Regions from separate parts of the Homo sapiens genome. Here all the other regions are linked to region 1. The links are chromatin contacts, found by Hi-C or POLR2A ChIA-PET in ENCODE. All regions are on one chromosome and are shown on one strand. Each heading gives the region's core, a stretch centred on a gene start or an enhancer-like site at or near the end of the contact. The rest is flanking DNA. Distances are from core to core; before and after follow the strand shown. Region 1 holds the start of IRAG2 (inositol 1,4,5-triphosphate receptor associated 2). Region 2 holds the start of ERGIC2 (ERGIC and golgi 2). Region 3 has its middle 46 kb from the start of FAR2. Region 4 holds the start of LDHB (lactate dehydrogenase B).

The links. A loop is a pair of places that touch in the nucleus more often than their neighbours do. ChIA-PET counts read pairs that join two places held with the same protein, here RNA polymerase II (POLR2A). Pooled maps may share reads with other maps.
Region 2: a map of CD8-positive, alpha-beta T cell shows a loop between it and region 1 (17-fold over the local background). The contact joins the promoter of ERGIC2 here to the promoter of IRAG2 in region 1. A Hi-C loop is called at or near these places in 2 of 168 maps with a recorded cell type or tissue (CD8-positive, alpha-beta T cell and naive thymus-derived CD4-positive, alpha-beta T cell), 1 of 37 single-sample maps with no recorded cell type and 6 of 50 pooled maps.
Region 3: a loop to region 1 is called in a pooled map, with 12 times the contacts of the local background. The contact joins the enhancer-like site here to the promoter of IRAG2 in region 1. A Hi-C loop is called at or near these places in 6 of 50 pooled maps. POLR2A ChIA-PET finds 5 or more read pairs at or near these places in 2 of 52 experiments (GM12878 and activated CD4-positive, alpha-beta T cell).
Region 4: a loop to region 1 is called in a map of naive thymus-derived CD4-positive, alpha-beta T cell, with 9 times the contacts of the local background. The contact joins the promoter of LDHB here to the promoter of IRAG2 in region 1. A Hi-C loop is called at or near these places in 1 of 168 maps with a recorded cell type or tissue (naive thymus-derived CD4-positive, alpha-beta T cell), 1 of 37 single-sample maps with no recorded cell type and 7 of 50 pooled maps. POLR2A ChIA-PET finds 5 or more read pairs at or near these places in 1 of 52 experiments (T-cell).

The regions. Positions count from the first base shown.
Region 1 is chr12:25,050,666-25,054,374 of GRCh38, forward strand. IRAG2 (inositol 1,4,5-triphosphate receptor associated 2) reads left to right here and starts at 2,041. Exons shown (of 22, transcript NM_001366544.2): 1 at 2,041-2,291. RefSeq lists enhancers at 1,396-1,505, 1,546-1,915.
Region 2 is chr12:29,379,478-29,383,186 of GRCh38, forward strand. It overlaps ERGIC2 (ERGIC and golgi 2), which reads right to left and starts at 1,695. Exons shown (of 14, transcript NM_016570.3): 1 at 1,638-1,695. RefSeq lists an enhancer at 1,258-1,427.
Region 3 is chr12:29,101,634-29,105,342 of GRCh38, forward strand. No RefSeq gene overlaps it. Among named protein-coding and RNA genes, the nearest start is that of FAR2, 46 kb to the right of the region's middle. Within about 2 kb of position 2,063, at least 5 of the 41 ENCODE cell types and tissues checked have a DNase peak (open chromatin) inside an H3K27ac peak, as active enhancers do.
Region 4 is chr12:21,656,255-21,659,963 of GRCh38, forward strand. LDHB (lactate dehydrogenase B) reads right to left here and starts at 1,588. Exons shown (of 8, transcript NM_002300.8): 1 at 1,497-1,588. RefSeq lists enhancers at 1,140-1,229, 1,260-1,509, 1,487-2,015, 1,890-2,069.

The DNA of each region.
Region 1 (3,709 bases), core at 791-3,290:
AGCTATTTGCATTCCCATATTCACTGCGGCATTATTCTCAATAGCCAAGATTTGGAAACAACCTGAATGTCCACGGATGATTGGATAAAGAAAATTTGGTATATAAATACAAGGGAATATTATCCAACCTTTAAAAAGAAGGAAATTCTGCCACATATGACAACATAGATAAACCTGGAGGACACTATCCCAAGTAAAATAAGTGAGTCACAGAACAACAAATACTGCACGATCCCACTTCTCTGAGGTATCTAAAATAGTTAAACTAATAGAAAGAGAGAGAATAGTGGTTGCCAGGAGCTAGGGGAGGGGAAATGAGGAGTTGCTACTCAATAGGTATAAAGTTTCAGTTATGCAAGATGAAGATGTTCTAGAGATCTGCTGTACAACATTATGCCTGTAGTTAATAATACTGTATTGTACACTTAAAAATTTGTTAAGTGGGTAAATCTCCTGTTAAATGTTCCTGCCACAGTTAAAGAAAAAGAGAGAAAAAGAGAGTGAGAGAGACAACGATAAGCTATTGAAGGACGCTCAGTGGAAAGTGTGGTGATGTAGGCAGTTTTTATTTTTGCTTAGGATTTTGTTTGCTTGTTTACCAGTATGGTAAGCATTCTGTGAGACCATTCTTGCCTCTCATGTGGTCCTTCGTGTAACCAGGGCTGGATTTGTGCCAGTGTGCAGTGGCATTCTGACTAAATGTTAACGTTTGAGAGGCATGCACAAGGCCTACGGCTGACAATGTCTTCCTTGCTGTTTTGCAACTCCCGACATTTATCACCACTTTGAGTTAAGGTCCATATTCAAGTCAGATTGTTTCCAGATAATCATTGAGGTACTGGCATGTAACACACATTAAATAATCTCATCTGCTAACAGAGAGTAAGTGCATTTTTACATGTTTTAGAGATTAGAATTGGATCCAAATGAGGTGTAACGTAATGGCACCATGAGATCTGTGGTGGGGAAGGGTGATGGGGAGAAAAGCTTCAGCAAAAAGAGGACTAAAGTAGAAATATCAACCGCCAGCTTTCATCTGTGCCTGGGGGCGGTCCTTCCTGTGCTCGTGGCACGTGTTTATACTATGATTGACAACCCTTAAGGAGAAAGGCTAAGGTCATGAAACAAAGCTCTCTTTCCTTTTCTTTTCCCTCCCCCTACCTTTACCCCATTCCTTTCTTTTTCTGTAAAAGCTAGCTGTGATGTGTAAATGTTGCACCTGTCACCCTGACCTCATTGTAGAGCCATCTTCTGAGTAACTGGCAACTGGCAACTGATGCTAAGTGCTATGAATGCAGCTGGTGGGAACTGAACACACCAGTGTAAAAGATGAAACTAGAAGTCCTTATCTGTAAAGTGAGGGTGTCAGGCTAAGCGACCAATAAGCTTTGCTTAAGATTTTATATTTGTGAAGCATTTATATGTAAATACTTTCACTTTTTCCTCTGATCTCTAAGGAAGTGGTGTTAAGTTTGAGTTTGTCATAATTTCACAGGGTGACTCTTAGTTGAAATGTCACTGACAGCTTGCGGTTTGGACTTTTTTTTTTTTTTTTTTTTTTAACTCCAGTCAGAAACAACTAGAAGCCATTAAACAACTACAGGAAGATGCTGTCAACCAGGAAGGCATCCTTAGGAAGAGGCTCCAAGAAACCAGCCAACGGCTGGAGGATGTGGAGGAGCAGGTAGGGTGGCTCATGGCTACATTAGATTCAGGGGACATCTCCTCAGATGCCCTGCAAACCATGAAATAAAAATGGAGGAGGAACAACAACAACAAACAAAAAAAAAAAGCAAAGAGGAACTGCAAGTTCAGTCCCTAGCGACTAACAGTGAGCAGAGGAAGTAAAGGGGGAGTTGTAAGAGAGGCGGTATCAACAGCCTGCTGATGAAAGAGGCGACTCTGCAGAAAGAGGCAACTTGACATATCAGGACTTTAACCGCTGTAGAAATAGCTCAGGCATACCAAGCCCATGCAAACACAGAATTGCAGAAGTTCAGGAGAGGCTTATCACTTCCCTGAGAAGAAAAACACATTTTCAGTTTTGCCTGCATCATAAGAGTGAGCACTCCATTGCTTTCTTTCCTGGCCACACTGCTACAATCCAGCACTAACTATCCATGTCCAGGGTAAGGATCGAGATCGAGAAGCCCACACTGCCAGTGAAAAAGCTACGTCTTTACTGCATAAATTAGAGGAAGCAATTTCGGAACAACGGAACCTTCAAACTATAAATACTGAATTATCGAACACTTGCCAGGCACTTCAGCAGAAGACAAGGAAACTGAAGAGTGAGTAGCAAATATTCATTTATGACCCAGTTTTTGTCCACCCTCAGGCGGGGCATAGGACTACAGACATTTTTCTAGATTACAGCTAGGATATTATTCCTGAGTTTATGACAATGAAATGGTTTGAGAAGGCAATATTGTGGGGCTTTCAGAGAGGTTTGCTGAGTGGCTAGGTGCATGCATGGGTTTAACCATTAACTTCCCTTTTTGCCTTTTTATTATAAGCTGGTTTTGTCTGTGGCTGTTTTTTTCTTTTAAAATTAATTAAAACTTCTCAAAATTTCTAAAAGTAAACAAGGAGAAAAATCTAGTATGCATGGTATATTTGAACTTGCAAGTTGTTATATATTATACTCTGATTTTATTAGCTAGTTTTTTTCCTCTCATATGGTAGAAAAGGCCTTGCTCGTCTATTTTCTTTGGAAATTTTAGGGGGTTGGGCAAAATAATTATGAATTCAGTGTATATCAAAATATCAAATGTGTGAAAATTCTTTTAAAGTTTTAATGCATTCTCTACATACATCTACATACATATTTTGCATTTTAAAAATTGGAATATTTGTCATTTTTCTGTATTACCCAAAAGTATATAAACAGTTACCAGAGATTTATGTGAGAAGACAGTTGTCACATTACAGATGTCAGATTAGCTATAAAATTGTTTCATTCTAGAAACCTAATATGGTAAAAATAAACCTTACTTATTTAGCCATTTATCAGACAATTGCTTTTGTTCAGCCAGTTTCTTGTTCTAGCAGTATAAATATTCTTTTTATAGAAAGTTACTTGGTTTGAGAAATAAACATTGTTTATTTGTTAATTGTTATATAATTATAAATAATTATATATTTAATATATAAGCTTAAGGTAGGCTAGAGATGAAAAATTTCAGACTTGTGTTTGTTTTGGATTTATTGTACCCTTTCTACTATTATCTGAGAAAGCTATTTAGGAGTTTAAGAAATAGTCTAGTTTTAAAATAGCAATGGTTTGCCGGACACAGTGGCTCACCCCTGTAATCCCAGCATTTTGGGAGGCCGAGGTGGGCAGATTGCTTGAGCCCAGGAGTTTGAGACCAGCCTGGACAACATGGTGAAACCCTGTCTCTACAAAAATTACAAACAAATAAATAAATAAAACATTAAAATAGCAGTGGTTATTCAACATATTATTGTCATAATTTTTAAACCTTTATTGAATTTGCCAGTTTTCAATATTCTGATTCACTCTGTTAAGCTAGTAAGGCAGTCTTTAAATTACACAGTCTGTGTGTTATTTTACTACTGCTCAGAGGGCATTGGAGAAGGTTCCCTTGTGATTAGAACTGTTCATGTTGAGACATGAATCATAAGGCATTCCAAAGTTGGTTTAAGGTGTGTCTGCTTTAGACACTGTGCCCAGGACTATTCTTTTGCT
Region 2 (3,709 bases), core at 445-2,944, 4.3 Mb after region 1:
GGAGTTCAGAAAGATATTATTTTAAACAATATCTTCTTCAGTCTACATTTTGACTAAGTAACAAGGCAACATTTGTAACTACAGATGTTAGAAAATGAAAATAAAAAATAACAAGAGCTAACATGCATTGAGTGTTTACTGTGTGCCAGGTATTGTTCTAAATGCTTTGTATGTTTCAACACATTCAATCCTCACAACCTTCCTATGAGTTAAGTATCATTATTTCATTTGGCCGATGAAGGAACTAAGGCACAGAGAGGTTAAATAATTTGACCACTATGACATTAAGAGGCAGAATTACAATAAATATTGGGAAACTATTAAATAGGATTTTTAGCAGGCACTGACTGCCTAAAAGTAACTTCTGGTAAAGAAAAAAAAAATAGCCATTTCTTTCACTTAAATCATCAATCCCCAAAGAAAGAAAATGTGTGGGTGGTTGTTGTTGTTTCCCTAACTCTCGTTGTTCCAGACTAGGCCTGATTTCCTTTGAGAGATCTTTCAAACTTGATATATTTTTATGATTTGTACCAGGAAGCCATTATAACACGCAACTGTATACTAAAGTTCACCATCATTTAAAAAAAAAAAAAAAATCCTCCTCTCTCTATCCATCCCTGCACCGCCAACCCCCACCCTCCCAAAAAATCAGAATTTTTTTCCTCATGTTTTCCACTAGAACTGGCATAATTACAACAACTTAAAGATATCAACAAACAAATTAGGTAAATAACCATGTCTTTTTTCAGTGAACAAGCCAGGCTCATTCTTTATAATTGCTGTATACTGGAGTCCAATGTATCAGGCTAGGCAATTAACTGAAATACTGAATTACAACTTCAAATGAATAAATCCTGTTTTTAACTGTAACTTTCATTGCTTCTGAAAACCAGTCTGGCAACATTTTAACAGCTATTATGCCACTTTGTCTTTAAGTCTCGGGGGCACTAAAATATAAAAGTTATTTAAACGTGTTTTCTCAAACAATGACCTGTCAACTCTATATACTACAGATAAACAAGGCTATTCTCCACCACGAGTTGACACGTTGCCTTCGGAAGGTTTCCTGCGCCGAGGAAAAGTAGTGACAGTCGAACCTGTCTCTCAGCATCTCGCCCTCCCCCGCCCCCTTCTCATTTTCCGAAGCACTGTGCGAAACTCCTTCCGGGCAAGGCCAAGACTCTTAAAGAGACAGAGGGCAACGTGCTGCCACGAATGTGGCATTTGTCTGAATGGGGGTAGGGAGTCTGACATCCGGGAGGACTGGGACTCGACCGATTGGGATCCTACTCGCCTGCGGACTGGAGAAACCACCTGGGAACCGGGCACTGTGACAAGCAAAGGGTCAGAATCAGGTGCGATCGAGGAAGCACCTGAACTCCTTCGAGTTGCAGGATAGCACACAAGCACCCGGACCTGGCAAAGGGAAGCTCCCAGTAGCATCGTTGCCTAGGGTCCTGCCAGTAACGCCCCCGTGGGAGGTGGAGCGGCTTCTCCGTCCGACCGGCTCTCTAGAGATCAATGAAGACAGGAAGCCAAGCCCATGACAGGCTCCCAGTTCCCTCAATTGCATTTACGCCCTAAACAGCCCTGGAACAACCGAGGGAACAGCACCCAGCGGTGTTTCAGTATTTTACCTTGTGTTATGGTCCCAGCCTACCGCCATGTTTCACAGAAGCCCGGGTCGCCGGGGCTCCCGCGTACCCGGAAATATCGCGAGAACAAAAGCGACTATCACAGCTGAAAACGTCAGAAAAGAGACAATGTACAGATCTCGCGATATTCCCTTTGCTTACGACGTGCTTAGGGAATGAAGAGGCGTGGTTAAGATAAAAGAGGCGTGCCTACAGGGAAATGAGGTTGCAACTTGTTTTAGGTGTAATCGCGCCGCCAGTCCGGTTCTGTTTCTATGGGAAGGGAGGGGTTACTTTCCGACTAACACTGAGACTGCAGAACGAATCTCAGCTCCTCACACCGTATTTCATTACTAATAAGAGCCTTGGGCGCAGAAATTATCCCTAACAACCCTAATGCATATCACCTGTGCAATTGTTTTGTTTCCCTCTTTCAGTTTTTGTGTCGTTTTCCCCTGACAAGAACATTTGAGCTTCCTTTTCCGCCATAGGTAACGCTTTTTATTATTTGATCAGCGTTTTTATTGTCTTCCAGGTTTTAATATCATAAGAAAGCACATATGTCTTCCTCATCTCCCTTCGCCAACACCAACTATGCCTTCAAATATTTGTTAAGAAAGAAAATTAATACCTCATCTTTTTCTACCACTTCATAGAACAGGAGTTAATAGACGGAACTTCGGAAAGAAAAGTTAAATGTGAACTCCTGGAGAGTAAACCCATTCCAGGTTCCTTTTCACCCATCTGTTACCAGATTTTATAATCAAACATTGAGATTTAAATTTTCTGATTCATTGACCTAGAAGTCTAACAACGGCATAATTATGACAACTGCTTATAATTACTGTTTAAAGGCTTTAACTGCTTTTTTAAAAAATCTGCGTATCCTCACAACACTCTTAGAAGATAATACCAGTATTTACCTGTTTTATAAATACGGAATTTGAGTCAAGGGGTAGTGAAGTGATTTACCCAAATTCAGACCGCTGGGAGAGTCAGGGAAATCTTGATCACAATACTAAACTGTGCCTCAAAGGAAAAAAATCACATTGTTTTATGTAGTGAATTAACCTTTACTGAAATACTAAATTTCACTAAATTGAATATCCCCCAAAATAAGGACTGATGAAAAGTTTCCAATGAATCAATTTTATTTTCAGACTTTCAGAGTTAGTCTAATTAAATCAATTTAAAGTTCTCACTTTCTTGACATGCTTAAGAAGTATAGTGTAGTGGGTGAAATCATAGACACTGGAGACAGGACTTCCTGGGTTAGAATTCCAGATCAGCAACTTACTAGCATGTAACCTTGACCACATTATTTCATCTCTTTGTGTCTCCATTTGCTCATCTGTAAAATGGGCATGATAATATCTCAGAGTTGTTACGAGGATTAAGTAAATTAATATACATCTAAAATGCCTTTTTTTAATCTTTGCCGTAAAGGCATCAGCAACTCTTCCTTCTTTGTGAATATGGGCTCTTGCTTGGATGGAGGCTGGCTGTTGTTCACTTAGTTACATCTGATCCCTCATCTCCTGGATAACCTACTTTCAGGGTAACAACTATCCCATGAGAGTTGGATTTCCCAGTGTAGCAAAACTGACTAATTTGATCCTTCTTATTTAGAAAACAACTCACCATTTTCTAATCTACCCAGTGAAGAGGGAACTTAATTTCCCCTGAAGATTGAAACTCTCGGGCTGCAGCTAAAGCCGCATTCTTTTCATTAAAGGCCAGGGTTTGATCTAACAGTAGCACGACATCTCTGCAAGCGAGGTCAAAGGTTTGCCCTAGACCCTGTAGGACATCTATGTACCTATCAGGATCATCTTTAAAAAGAGATAGATACTTAATCTTGTGTTATCAGTGGCGTTATGTCTGAAAAACAATTTGCTTTAAAAAGTCCATTATGTATTACCCGCATAAGATAGGTTTTAGACTGAGATTAATAATTGTTCCATAACAACCTGTATTTAGTAAAGATGATCAAAAGGTGTTTTTGTGCCATTTTTTTCTTTCTCTAGTTCGATTGAATAATTCATGGGCTTTTTTCTAATTCTCCTTAGTCCTTC
Region 3 (3,709 bases), core at 813-3,312, 4.1 Mb after region 1:
CATAAGATTTTAACTCCTTTGGGTAAATACCAAGGAGCATATTGCTGGATCATATGGTAAGAGTGTGTTTAGTTCTACAAGAAACTGCTAAATAGTCTTCCAAAGTGGCTGTACCATTTTGCACTTCTACCAGCAATGAATGAAAGTGCCTATTACTCCACATCCTTAGCAGAATTTAGTGTTGTCAGTATTTTGGATATCTGCCATTCTAATAGTTATATAGTGGCATCTCGTTGTTGTTTTAATTTAAATCCCTACTGACATATGATACTGAGCATTTTCTCATTTGCCATTTGATATCTTCTTTGATTGTCTGTTGAGATATTTTGCTTATTTTTAATTGGGTTGTTTGCTTTCTTACCTTTGAGTTTTAAGAATTCTTTGCATATTTTGAATACCAGTTCTTCTAGATGTGTATTTTTCAAAGGTTTTCCCCCAGTCTGTGGCTTGCTTTATTCTCTTAACATTATCTATGTAAAGCAGTTTTTAATTTAAAAAATCTAGTATACTAATTTCTTCTTTAATGGATTGTGTTTTTCATGCAGTATCTAAGAATTCATGGCCAAACCGTAGTTAATCTACCTGTTTTTCTGCTGTCTGCTGGGAGTTTTATAGTTTGGTGTTTGGCACTTCATTAAAAAAAATAGTGTTTTCTACTATATTTGTCGTGATATCCAAAAATTCCCCACAAAAAATAAAAAGTCTTTTCTGACTAGTTATTTTCTACTTCTTCTATGGATTTAAATCGTTTTAGTCTACTAGCTTATAAAAATGAGTATTTTCCCTTGAAACAATTTTTATGTGCTTTTGGCTAAATGCATAGTTTACAAATAGACTGCAGATGAGCTAAAGATAAAGAGAACTGTTATCTTCATAATAATAATAGAAGTGCTTCCTGGTAAAATTTGCCCTGTAATCGTAGTCATCTTTAGAATGACTAAGGGATTGATTCTATCAAGAAGCCTATAATTGCTCAGGTCTCATCTTCAAGGTTAGGACAGACCACTAGGTTGGGTAGAAGAATATAGAGTAGTAAAGTGGAGGGGGTTTTTAAATGTTGTTTTAAACTCCCATATTTTGAAACATTTGCAAATAAATCAATTTTTAAATATAAAACAAACAAATAAAATTACAAAATTTAAATACATCAAAATGATAGAAAAAGAAAACTACTAAATACGTTAAAAATAGGTTGAATACAATGAAACTCACACCTGTACTTCATTCCATTGTCATCAGCCAGTCAAGGAAAGATACTGTGAGATCTTATGAAGCCAGCCAAAAAGAACTGCGGTTTTATTCATCAACTCTGGGCAGTGAAGCCTTTCAAGTACTGATAGGATCTGTAGCTACTGACTACATCAAATATTTTTTATCATCAGTTAACACACTGCAGAAATAATGATACCTACTTTGCATTTTCCCTATGTGTAACTTAACACAAGGTCATGAAAACTATACAACTTTGCATTTTGGAAACCAGGGTACATGTCAACAAGGGCAGGATTTCTTTTGCAGAAAACAACTAAGTTCCCTTTGCTGTTTTCATTTTGATAGGTTTTTTTCCTGAGTCCTTGCTGGAATAAAAACGATCATTTTTTTACAGTATTAGATTGGAATGAGTGGTTATATTTTTCAGAAATTTCATTGATATTTCTTACTACATTTCTTTATTTTGCTGTTTATTATGTGATGATAGTGGTTAATATTTATCAAGGGCTATATAATACCAAGCACTGTGCTATGCAATTTGCATTGATCATCTTGTTAATTTTCATACTAACTGATAAGACAGCTTTATTTTTATTCCCATTCTACACATGAAGGAAGACTCTACACATGAGTCTTGGACTTTAATGATTTGCCTGGAGTAACACAGGCAAATTCAAACCCAGGCCCTCTGGCTTCAAACCCCATGCCTTACGCTGTCTCATTGCAATATTTTCTTATGAGTGTTATGAAATTGAAACTGAAACTCAGTGATTATCACCAATATCTCCAAATTTCTAACCGGTTTCTTGCTTTCAGGGTTGTTCCTCTCAAGTTTATCCCATGCACAGCTACCACTGCGGTTTATCGAAAATGAAACCTACTCATGTCATTTCCTGCCTCACACATTTCGAGGCTTCTCCATGTTCTACAGAATAAGATCTAAGATCCTTAGCACAGCATCCAAGAGCCTCTCTGTGCAGGCCCCTGCTTCACATCCCTCAGTTCCCCCTTCCCACATTTACATTGTCACCATAGGGAACATCTTGTGCCTCCTCACACACACTCCACAGTCTTTTACCTTGTTTCTGAATCACACAAGCTATTGTTTTCTGCATGCATGGTTCTTCCCCACACTACACCAAAGCCTCTTTCCATCAGGGAAACATTTCCTATTTGTCTCCAAGAATCCTTCTCTTACCAAACATTCCCTTGCCCTCTACACTTCATTGGTTGATGCTTTCCCCTCTGCACTAGCAGAATATCCCCTAGAATTTTATTTATGACACTATATTACAGTAATAATACTAATGTCAGCATCTCCCACTAGACTATGGGTTCTTCAAAGGCAGGATAGACCTCACTCACTTTTAACTATGTATAGATCTTGGATGATGAAGAAAGAAGGCCAGTGCTGAGAGCTAGGAGAATGATCGAGTTATTAGCCCTACCTTTGGATGGTTCTCCATTACCATGTATCACTTTAGGTGCTTTTGGTTTGCTACCAAGAAAACCAAGGAGTAGAAAGAGGGAAGCGCAGTGGCTCCACTTCTCACCTGAGCCTAGTTTGAGGTCTGCAATTCCTGAGACATTACCAAGGTTCTTTTGTGTTTTCAGCTCCTGAACAGTTTGCTGTAGGTGGGACAGATCCTAAAAGAATCGTGTTAAGTGTATTAATGTTCCATCTAGTCTCAAAATAGAACCAGGAGTTAGGAAACATGTTGATCGAGGCAGTGAATCAGTGTTACTAAAAACCTTCAATTGCATCATGACTTTTTAAGAAAAATGTGAATTGAAAATGCCCATGTTTTATTTCACACCCATGGCTTTGCTCATAGTTGCCAAGACATAGATCTCAATACAACAGGCTTCCTGTTTCAATTCGAAGTAGTCTGGTAAAGAACAAAACAGTCATGTCTTGTAAGATACAGAATTATTTCTCCCTCCAATTATTTTTACAATGAAGTGTGATCTAATGCCACTGTCTCCCCTTTTGCAGACCTCACACTGTTCATTTATTTTTTGGTCTCACTAAGTCACTTGCTTCAGTGTGTCAGTTTCCTCAGGTAGAAGGCTGCCCATAATAGAACTGTTGTGGTTACTTAAAAGACAGGAAAGCAATTTTTAAAATAAAACCCTGCTGTTTTAAGCTCTTTGTAGATGTTGAGGCCAAATTATGCCTATTGACATTAACCTACCTGACTTCAATTTCAATTCATTCATTCAACAAGCAAGTATGGAATTTATGATATTACTTTAAAATGCATTGAAAGGTTTGTTGCCAAGGAACCTGCTAAATAACCTTCTAAGCTTGTTAACATGAGTAACTCCTGATTTATGTTAAATAAAAGTAATTCTTAGAACTGAAGTGTTTACTTATCTTCTTCTTTATCTGTCAAGAAATAAAAAAAATCAACCTTCAAGAGGGGGAAAAATCACAAAGTGTAAAATAATAGAAAGGGCAATAGGACCACACAATCTCAGCCATCCTCAAGATCTG
Region 4 (3,709 bases), core at 338-2,837, 3.4 Mb before region 1:
GTAAGGATAAATTAAAAGGAGATTCTTTCGCCTTTACAGATCACATTTACAGTTTCCTAGTGGACGTTAAAGAGAGAAGATGCAATGTTGTGCAAGTGCCTCCACAAATAGATGACCTTAAAATGAAATAAATTCAGACATGGCCTGCATTTTAAACAGGCTCAGAAGAAAGAATGCTGCATCTCTTTTTGAAGGACGACACACATGAATAGTTGTTCTGCACTTAAGTTTATTGTTGTTAGATGGTCTGTTTACGACCGTTTTGGTATACAGGGGGCCCAGGAAGCAGTGGAAAATGAAAATGAAGAAACAGTGGCTATATAAATACAGATTCGTTGTTCTGATAGACCTTTTAATTTAGAAAACTTCAGGAAGTACAATTTAAAGGCTCGAACCAGATTTTCTTTCAGATATTTCTGGAGAAAGTGCTTTTCTTCAATTTTTCCTTAAAAAGAGTTTTAAGAAATGAGAAGAAAATGGTCTGCATGATATACAGGCCTGTGCCAACATCAGAGTGCAGGCTGTAAGGAACAAGAACGACAAACGGTAAAAATCTCTGAGTCTTGGTCCCTTATGTCTCCTCACTGCTGTGGATATAAATCATTAGAAATAAAGGAGCGCCTTAATTTCAGGAACAAAGATCTTCTTTGCAGAATCTTTCTCACCGTAATCTTTTAAAAATTCAGGTTTTGCTTTTGAATTCCTCCCCTCCCCCCATTCCCCAGGCCCTTACTGCAGCTTGTACTGCTCGCGGTGCGCACAAACCATCTTTTCCTCAGGGCACCGGCAGCAAAGAACAGCAGATCACGAGGGCATGCAGAAGCTAGAGATCTCCCCGAGTAAGGTCTGTGGGGACAAGTCTAGGACTTCCTTACTCGGAGCACCCAAGGCTGGTAAAGTAAACGAAGCCCCTAAGCATCCAGAAAAGAGGCCCTGCAGGAAAGAACTGGCGCATGGCTCCTGGAAAGACCGTCAGAGCCGGGTAAAAATAAGTGCAGCGCCAAACGTGCTGGTCATCTAGGTGCCTTTCTCCTCATCCCAGCGAGTGCAAGGGCATTTCTCTATTACCGTGGCAATATATTCAAATATTCGAGGTAAAGATCGTCCAGCCTTCATAGGCCACCTGGTTCCGTCCCCCTCCCCCAGCTACTCGGGCACGTGTCCCGACTCCCGCCAGCAGGCCGTGGGGGTGATGTGGCCGCCATGAACCCACCAAGGACAAGTAGGGCCTGGTTTTAGCTGCAAATGCAACAAGTCTCTCCGCTGAGCCGCAGCTGCTACCCTCTGCCTTCTGCTCCTCCGCCAGGGCACGGCCCCCCCTGCGCCCCAAACTGAGCGGCAAAGTCAGGGCCCGCGGCCGGATGCTCAGAGCTAAAGGCCGCGGAGGACAGATGTGCTTCTTCCTCCTTCCCGCGTCTCCCCATACAAGTACTACCCCGCACGTCCCATCAGGCTTGCCTGTGGGCCAGGATTCAGGGTCCTGAGCCGAAACCTACCAGGAGAGAGAAGGCTCTGGAGACCTCTGTAACAGTCGTGCGGAGAAGACAAAGTCAGCTGCGTGCGTCTCCTCCGGCGCCGGCTCTGCAAGGAGGGAGGAGGGGGCGGGGCCCCACAACCACCGCAGCCTCTTAGGTTTCTCCATTGTGATTGGAAATCCGAGTACCGCCTACCCCTCCCCTCGGCTCGCTCAATCCCCTTCAAGGACAAGGGCTCAAGTATGCACACTCCCTCCCCCACCCTCCAGATGAGGAGGTCTCCTTCCAGAGGCTTCCGCTCTCAGCTGGTCTCACATCTCGCAGGCTCTTCAATGCGGAGGCCAAGTTATTTATAAAACTTGCCCATCCCCGACTCTTCTGGACTTTAACGCTCTTGTTCTATTAGATTTAGTACAAATAGAAATAAATTTCTTTCCTTCTTTTTTTTATTTTGAGACGGAGTCTCACTCTGTCGCCCAGGCTGGAGTGCAGTGGCGCGATCTCGGCTCACTGCAAGCTCCGCCTCCCGGGCTCACGACATTCTCCTGCCTCAGCCTCCCGAGTAGCTGGGACTACAGGCGCCCGCCACCTCGCCCGGCTAATTTTTTGTATTTTTAGTAGAGAGGGGGGTTTCACCGTGTTAGCCAGGATGGTCTCGATCTCCTGACCTCGTGATCCGCCCGCCTCGGCCTCCCAAAGTGCTGGGATTACAGGCCTGAGCCACCGCGCCCGGCCAGAAATAAATTTCTATGTTGCATTTCAGTTAAACTTTAAAGGACTTAAAAAAATACATCTGAATTTAGATCATCTCCGTTTTAAAGTTCATTTGATGAAAATGACTATTTTTTTCAACCTGTTTCAACAAACACGCAATGATTGCTTACTCGTTGCCTGACAAGACCAATGAGGCTTTGTCCCTGCCATCTGAAGTTCCCCTACAATTCCACCTGGTCTCAAGGTCAGGCTTTGCCCTCTAGGGGAAATGTGGGACCACTAAGTGAGATGCACTTTCTTTTTTAGTCCCTAATCGACTCCAAAGCTGGATGTTGTCATTCATTCTGTCTTCAACACTCAGCCAGTGCTTGGTACCTAAATATAGCATTGATGAATAAATGAATGAATGATAAATTGGAGGAATTCTGAAGAGTCTGGCTTCAGTTCTGTTTTCTTATAATTAAAATGCTTTCAAATATAGCCATCTCACAAACTTCCTGTATGTGAAGTGTTTTTTTTTGTAAATGCATATTTCTTGTATATGACCACTAATTCTATAATTATTGCTTCAGTTTATTCTCAGTGCCAAGCATTGGTAAAAAACATAAATATAAGATTATGCCCTTTGAGGTGTTCCTAGTCCATTGGAGACAGACAAGTAGGCAACCTATTTCAATTACAATAAGTGGCAATAGAAATTTGGTTAAAGTACAATAAAAATTCAGAGTAAAGAATCACTAAGAGAAGGGTTTGTTGAGAAGAATTCATAAGCCTCAAACTCTCCTAGCATAAATCATTCAGCTAGTGGGGACTTTGACTGAAGATACAGTCCAATTACAAATTAAAATGTGATGGTGAGGAAAAGAGCTTGGAGGATAATCTCAAAAGTATTACATTAACCCTAAATCCAAGTTTGAAGCAAGAATAGCCAAGTCAGCCTAGCAAGTTATCTAGAAGGTACCCTAGATTTCTTTTTCACTTACTTTGCAAGTCAGATATTTAGACTTTACTTCTAAATATCTTTCCACTTATTCCTCTTCTTGCCATCCCCATTACTGTGTAACTTTGGAGATGAGGTAGGAAAAAATGAAAAGAGGTATCTATTTCCCTCCTCTACCCTCATTTCCATTCCTCGCCACAAGGTGTTCTAATCTGATTGAACAAAGTGAATGCTCTAGTATGTAACTCTAAATGCCAGGAGAGCATACTACCCCTCTCAAATAGTTGAGAATTGTATACCCTGGCAAGTTATCTTTTATGTGTAAAACACAATTTTATATATACAATGATCCAGAAAATATATGCCCCATACCATTCTATTTTGAAAAAAATCATTGGGAAACTATATGCCAACATATTGAAAAATAAGCAAAATTAGGAATCCAAGAAAGGGGGGAATTATGGCATAAAAATACAGGCAATGATGGCTAAACCAATTAATTTAGAGATAAGGACAAATAATTCCCAGAAACGTAGTTATAAAATTGAATGTTAATGTCCAAAATTGTCAAAACAATATT